Regions from separate parts of the Homo sapiens genome. Here region 2 is linked to region 1. A link is a contact called in ENCODE Hi-C data. All regions are on one chromosome and are shown on one strand. Each heading gives the region's core, a stretch centred on a gene start or an enhancer-like site at or near the end of the contact. The rest is flanking DNA. Distances are from core to core; before and after follow the strand shown. Region 1 overlaps SSH1 (slingshot protein phosphatase 1). Region 2 holds the start of PTPN11 (protein tyrosine phosphatase non-receptor type 11).

The links. Hi-C counts contacts between places; a loop is a spot of excess contacts on that map. Pooled maps may share reads with other maps.
Region 2: a map of ascending aorta shows a loop between it and region 1 (6-fold over the local background). The contact joins the promoter of PTPN11 here to the enhancer-like site in region 1. A Hi-C loop is called at or near these places in 1 of 168 maps with a recorded cell type or tissue (ascending aorta) and 2 of 50 pooled maps.

Annotation. Positions count from the first base shown.
Region 1 is chr12:108,838,182-108,841,761 of GRCh38, reverse strand. All of the region lies in intron 2 of SSH1 (slingshot protein phosphatase 1), which reads left to right. Among named protein-coding and RNA genes, the nearest start is that of MIR619, 3.0 kb to the right of the region's middle. RefSeq lists enhancers at 2,106-2,707, 3,267-3,396, 2,701-3,580. Within about 2 kb of position 1,666, at least 9 of the 41 ENCODE cell types and tissues checked have a DNase peak (open chromatin) inside an H3K27ac peak, as active enhancers do; they include ascending aorta, where a contact is called at or near this core.
Region 2 is chr12:112,417,371-112,420,950 of GRCh38, reverse strand. PTPN11 (protein tyrosine phosphatase non-receptor type 11) reads right to left here and starts at 2,004. Exons shown (of 16, transcript NM_002834.5): 1 at 1,826-2,004. The coding sequence starts at 1,839. It also overlaps a transcript of RPL6 not described here. RefSeq lists silencers at 1,497-2,066, 1,778-2,129 and enhancers at 1,503-2,150, 2,117-2,376, 2,151-2,798, 2,799-3,447.

The DNA.
Region 1 (3,580 bases), core at 417-2,916:
TCTTGGCTCACTGCAACCTCTGCCTCCAGGGTTCCAGTGATTCTCCTGCCTCAGCCTCCCGAGTAGCTGGGATTACAGGCATGCGCCACCACCCCTAGCTAATTTTTCGTATTTTTAGTAGAGACGGGGTTTCACCATGTTGGCCAGGTTGGTCTCGAACTCCTGACCTCAGGTGATCCACTCGCCTCGGCCTCCCAAAGTGCTGGGATTACAGGCGTGAGCCACTGCACCCGGCCCTATATATTTTTTTTAATTAGAAAACTCATTCTAGAATGGGGACAAATGAGGACAGAGACGTGAAGAGTTAATTCTGTCAGAACTTAATTAAACTTTTCATTAAGGTTAACGTAAAACGAATTTTGCTCAGAGTCTAGTAGGTTTCATTAAACTTTCGAAACACCAGTACTTAGACTTCAAAAGAACGCCTCAGGGCTCTGGTCTCCTTCCTGTGCACTTAGCACATTGCGTGAGCGTGCACGCATGCATGTACACACCAGGAATGTGCGTGCAAGCTCAGCTCGTAGGTAGCAGTGTTACCAGCGTTCATCTTCATGATAAATGGGGCAAAGCTGTGAGACGGAGTCAGACAACCTAGGGTCCATCTTGAGAGGCGTCATCTGCTGTGCAACCTAAGGCAACGCCTCTTCACTTCTCTGGGTCCCTGTCTCCTGCTATGTAAAGTGAAAAGACAAGATTAGGTGATGGCCTCCAAATTTAAGAATGAGTCCTCAGACCCACCAATCTAGATCTGTGTTTATATTGTGCTGCTCATCATTTGCTGTGTATTTGTAACTGACTATCACGAGTTTTATTCCCACGGTGAGAGCAAGGTCATGCGCTTATGGGGGTCTAGCTGGGTCAGGGCTATGGTCTGACCCTGCAGTGGAGAAAACCAGCCGGGCTACTGAGAGGAAGTGACCCTCTGCTGGGACTCACCTCCTCCTCCGCAGGGCTTAGCCTGCCGCGTCTGCCCCCAGGAGCAGAGCCATACACAAAGCAGCGTCCGTTTAGAAAGAAAGTACTCGCATCTTTAGAACTCATCTTTGGCATTCATTGTTCTGTGGTCGGATCTCTGGATTTAGACAGCTTATTAGAAAATTCCTGAGATGAGGAGGACATCCAGATGGGTCATGCTGCTTCAAGGAAGGCTGAAAATGAGAAACCAGGATTAATCAAAATAGGATTAATCAAAATCCAGAGGAGCCATTTTCTTTTTTTTTTTCTTTTTTTTGAGACAGTCTTGCTCCGTCACCCAGGCTAGAGTGCAGTGGCACGATCTCGGCTAACTGCAACCTCTGCCTCCTGGGTTCAAGTGATTCTCCTGCCTCAGCCTCTTGGGTAGCTAGGACTATAGGCTTGTACCACCATGCCTGGCGAATTTTTTGTATTTTTAGTAGAGATGGGGTTTCACCATGTTGGCCAGGCTGGTCTTGAATTCCTGACCACAAGCAATCCAACCACCTCGGCCTCCCAAAGTGCTGGGATTACAGGCATGAGCCACTGCGCCCAGCCCCCGAGAGGAGCCATTTTCAAAGCGAACTGAGCGATTGGGCTGGAGGGTGCGGGGGCTCCTGCTTTGTGGGTGTAGTCAGTGTCGGGATGCAGGGTGATGTGCTTATGAGGAAGCCACGCTGGCCAGCCTGCAGTGTGGGGGCAGAATTGCAGTGAGATACAAGAGACTGCCGCATAAATGAGGACATGCCGGGAGAGCCTGCGTGTGGTCAGAGCGGGGCTTCTGGATGGGGCATCGGCCTTGCCACTTAGCTCACTTGCATGTCTGACCCTGGGCCCACCACCTGCCTTCCTCCTCTCAGGGCCCTCCTGAGGCCTCCAGAGAGTCTTGTTCTGTGTACAGTGTCTGGCCCTGGCCTATACCCAGTGGCCATCATTTTCAGTGCCAGCCCTTCCTGCCGCACTTGTTCCCCTCCAAAGACCAATGTTAACCAAGTGACACCTAAGAGGAAAAACCCAGCCTTGACCTGTTTTCCTGCAAGTTCCTCTGAAACCTGTGCCAGGCTTTTATCTGGGAAATATCATTCTTGAGTGCCTTTACTTTTACAGTTTTTTTTTTCTTTCTTTTCTTGAATGGTTACTTTTGAAGCTATTTTTAGAAAGACTTTGTTTCAGAGAAGGCTGTTCAAGGTCCTGTGTTAGGAAATGCCTGGTCTCTCCCTGTGCCCACAGAAGTCATTCCTGGTCCAGGCCTGGCACGCACTTGCCAAGAGTCCTCGAGGCGTGTTTCCCCAAATCTGGGCCCCATCAGAATTCCCACAGGAAGGGGCCTTCAGTGTGGTCTGGAAAGAGCCAGGCTGGCTGCAGCATCTGGAAATCACTTGTCACTTCCCCAGTGGCCAGGCCCACCCGTGCCACGCTGTGTCTGTTGCAGCTGGGAGTCTAGGAGTGGCTCTTTAGGTCTGGAGTCAAGGCCACTGACCTGTTGGCTGCCCCTACAGCAAGAAGGCTCCCTAAGGAACCTAATTCCCAGGCCCTGGGGACTCCTGACCAGGCCCCACCTCATGAGATGGAAGGGAAAAGAACCTCTTGTGAAACAATATGGTAATGGAGGTGGTTTTTACTTAGCTATTGGCTTTTTCCATTCAGCCCATGTGTATTTAGTGCCTAAATATGGGTTCTTTGCCAAATGCCAGGGATTCTGTGTGGAGTCAAAAAGAGTCCTTATCCCTCAGGGGTAATGTGTGTTGTATCTACAGTAGTGCCCTCCAAAAAGGATTTGAAACACCTTACAACATTCATAGAGAACAATAGAATGTAACATTAGTGAGAAAATCGGGACACGAAGAAAGCAGAAGAAAATAAGATGAAGTAAGGGGAAGGTTTGTACATGTAATACATGACATAGCATTGGTATGGTTACCAGAATTTGGCCACAGATCTGACTTTGAGTTTCCTGGTAGTCAAAGCAAAGAGAGAAACAAGACCAATCTCTTGATTCTTGGTGTCCTGAAAATACCAGCAGATCAGTTCCTCGGAAGAACTCTTCCTGATAGATACCTGTGGTGTTCACAAGGAAGCCCAGCATAATGGATGGACAAGCAAGTTGTCTTAACAGGGAGAGCTGATGCTGCATGCCTATCCCACCAATTACCCTGGGTATTTGTGGTCTTAAGAGGTGAGGTCAGCAGCAGCACTTGGTGCCAGAGCTGCTGGCCGCCCCAGCACTGAGACAGGATGCTGAGTCACATCCTGCAGGGCTGCGGTATCCTGGCTTCGCGTGCCCTTCACAATAGGAGGCCTGCACGGGCAGGTCAGCCCCTGCTGTTCCAAACATGTGGTCTCCGAGCAGGAAAATGCTAAAATTAGATCTTACGTGGTCCAGAGCCGTGTATGTGAGAGGCCCTCAAAACCTGGACACACACAGACCAGGAAGACCTGGGAGAGCAGAGCTCTTCATCGTTCTCTTCTGCTCTGGGCACGAAACAGGGCCACTTCTGTTCTGGAAAACACGAAGAGGGCAAACAGTGCTGAGGCAGGGAAGGTCTTGCTTGGTGAGGGTAAAACTATGCAAGAGATGAAAGGGCAAAGTCATGAAATATGCCCATACCAGTGATCAGTAAAATCA
Region 2 (3,580 bases), core at 755-3,254, 3.6 Mb before region 1:
TTGTCTGGAAGAGCAGACACCAGGAACAAAAGGCTCAATGACTATTTGACAGATTAAAGAATAGACAACTGTTTATTTAAAAGCTCCCTAAAGAATTAGAACATTTGAGGCTATACACTGTTCTGTTGAAATGCAGTTATATATTACCCAGATCTGTAAGCACTTGCCAACCGACCTGTCCAAGTCACTCACTTCCTACGAGTTCTCAGTTTTCTTTTTCTCCCCTTTTTAAATTCCAGATCCATGTATGAATAACATGCCAGGTGTGTTTGGAGGAGACATTCCTAATATTTTGAAAAATCTCATTCAGGCTGGGTACGGTGGCTCACGCCTGTAATTCCAGCACTTTGGGAGGCCAAGGCGGGCGGATCACGAGGTCAGGAGTTTGAGACCAGCCTGGCCAACATAGTGAAACCCTGTCTCTACTAAAAATACAAAAATTAGCCGGGCATAGTGGTGCGCCTGTAGTCCTAGTTACTTGGGAGGCTGAGGCAGGAGAATCGCTTGAACCTAGGAGGCGGAGATTGTGGTGAGCCGAGATTGCGCCACTGCACTCCAGCCTGGGCAACAGAGTGAGCCTCCGTCTCCAAAAAAAAAAAGAAAAAAAGAAAAGAAAATCTCATTCAAATAGCCTCAATAGCTTGAATCGTTTTTTAAATGTCTGAGACAGTGACCATAATTGAACAATCATGGAAAAGAATAGACAATGGGTCTTAAGTGTGAGTGGTATATAGAGTGACTATACAAAATAGCAGGATCACTATCTGAAAACAACAGGTCACACTACTGTTTGACAACAAAATTAAGGCTTACAAATGGTTAGCAATAGTTACAAAATAATAGAAGCAACATAGTGATTAAAAGTAGGGATTCTGTCTCCACCACCTACTAGCTGTGAGGTTAGGCAATTTACTTAACCTCTGAAACTCGGTTTACTCATCTTTACAATGGGGATAATAGTAGCCATCTGATAGGGCTGTGGTCAGAACTAAGCAAATGTTAGCTATTAGTAGTAGTATTACCCTGACCTTTCAAAGGATCTCATTAACTCACTAATCCTCCTAAGTTTCAAATCTTGTCATTTACTAGCATGTTGCTTCTGGGCCTCGGTTTCCTCATCCATAAAACGGGTACCAGTAAAGTGACCTGACTGTTAAGGTTGCAGTGAAGGATTAAATAACGAGATGCGGCTCCCTTCCTTTCCATCTCCCAAAGCGAAGATCGCAGAGGAAGGAAATACTTCTAGTGGCTGCAGATACAGTCAGTTTTTCCATTTCTGGCACGTGAGGGGTAGGAGGAAAAGAAGACACAAAGAGGCATATAAAAGGGTCAGGGGTCCTGCGTGAAGTCCCCAAATGCACGAAAGTGGCACAGTGAGCCAGAACGACTAGACCACTGGGGGCCCGGCCCCGCGCAACTCCCCTCTCGTGTCCCAAGGAGCCTCCCCAAGTGAGCAGGGTTATTTCGGAATCACCATGAGGCAATTCTCATGAGGCAATGGGTCAGGAATGCGGCGCTGAGCCTGGCCGCTGGCACCCGTGGTTCCCTCGGCGGCTCTACCTGCCCCGGGCCTGACGGGCATCCCCGGGGCTGCCGCAGCCGGAACTCGGGGAGGCAGGAAATGAATGGGGACCCGAGGGGTGGGGGCGCGGTGGGGCCGGCCCCCGGCCCCTGGAGGGCGAGGGGACGAGGAGGGAACCGGCCCCCAACCCCGACCCGGGGCGGGAGCCCGAAGCCCGGCCGGGGCGCCCCCTTCCGGACGGGGCTAACCGAACGCGGCGGTGGCCGGGCCGAGGCCCGCGCCGGGCCCCTCGGGGCTCCTCACCTCCGCGATGTCATGTTCCTCCCGCCCTCCGGCTCCGCGACGGACCCGCTCCTTGCTCAGGCTCCGCTGGGCTCGGTCACATCGGGCTGGCCCGAGGGAGGCCCGCTCGGGACCGGACGCGGGGCAGAGCCAGCCGGCCGCGCACAGACCCCCCTCCAGGCCTGGGGATCCCGGAGACTGTGCAGCTGCCCCCCGGCCCGGCTCGCTCCTCCTCCGCCCCCGCCCTTCGCCGCCGTCGCCCCCGTGATGTCACCGCTCGCGACGCCCGCCGCCACTTCCTGCTTCCCGTCAGCGGAGGACCGAGCGACGGCCGGGAATGGCAGCGCGGGGGCTCCGCGGAGGCGCCACGCACAGTGTCCAAAGCATCCTTGCTTCCTCCTGGAAACCGCGGCCGCCAGGTGTGAGCTGCGCGCTCCGCGTCTACGCCACCGACCCGTCCGGGCCCGCTGCCACATCGATTTCATTCATTTCGTTCCACAAATCGCCGCTCCACTCATTAGCTGTGGAACCTTGGGGAAATTACCTACTGTCTCCGAGCCTCGGTTTCCTCCATTCTTTTCTTTCTGTAAGATAAAGATAGTAGGCTGGGCGCGGTGGTTCACGCCCGTAATCCCAACACTTTGGGAGGCTGCGGCAAGAGGTTCGCTTAAGCCAAGGAGTTCGAGGCCAGCCTGGGCAAAAAAGCAAGACCTCATCTCTACAAAAAATGCAAAAAACTAACCGGGCGTGGAGGCTGCGGCGGGAAGATAACTTAAGCCCGAGAAGTCGGGGCTGCAGTGAGTCGTGATCACGCCACTGCACTACACCCTGAGCGACAGGGCAAGACACTGCCTAAAAAAATAATAATAGGCTGGGCGCGGTGGCTCACGCCTGTAATCCCAGCACTTTGGGAGGCCGAGGTGGGCGGATCACGAGGTCAAGAGATCGAGACCATCCTGGCCAACATGGTGAAACCCCGTCTCCACTAAAAATTCAAGAATTAGCCTGGCGTGGTGGGGGGCGCCTGTAGTCCCAGCTGCTTGGGAGTCTGAAGCAGGAGAATCGCTTGAACCCGGGAGGCAGAGGTTGCATTGAGCCGAGATCGCGCCACTGCACTCCAGCCTGGCAATAGAGCGAGACTCCGTCTCAAAATAATAATAATAATTACAATAAATACTACTTTGGGGTGGGAGCGGTGGCACACGCCTGAAATCCCAGCACTTCCCTTTGGGAGGCTGAGGCGGGCGAATCGCTTGAGTCCAGGAGTTGGGAACCAGCCCGGGCAAAATAGTGAAATCCCATCTCTACAAAAAATACAAAAATTAGCCGGGCGTGGTGGCGCGCGCCTGTAGTCCCAGCTACTCGGGAGGCTGAGGTGAGAGGATTGCTTGAGCCTGGAAGGTCGAGGCTGCTGAAAGCCGAGATCGCGCCACTGCACTCAGGCCAGGTATGGTGGCTCACGCCTTCATCCCAGAACTTTGGGAGGCTGAGGCAGGAGGATTGCTTGAGCCTAGGAGTTCAAGACCAGCCTGGGCAACATGGTGCGACCATGTCTCTTAAAAAAAAAAAAAAAAAAAAAAAAAAAAGCCGGGCCGGGTGGTACGGAAGTATTACTTTGGACACTCTGTGAAGCTCGAGCAAGAGAGCAAGGCCAGAAACAGAGAAGCCAGTCAAAATACGGAATACTATAGTATTCTGGTCTGGGAATAATGGTAGCTCAGACCAGATTGAGAAGAGTAGAGCTTTTACTTGATTGATGCGCATATGACTCATTGA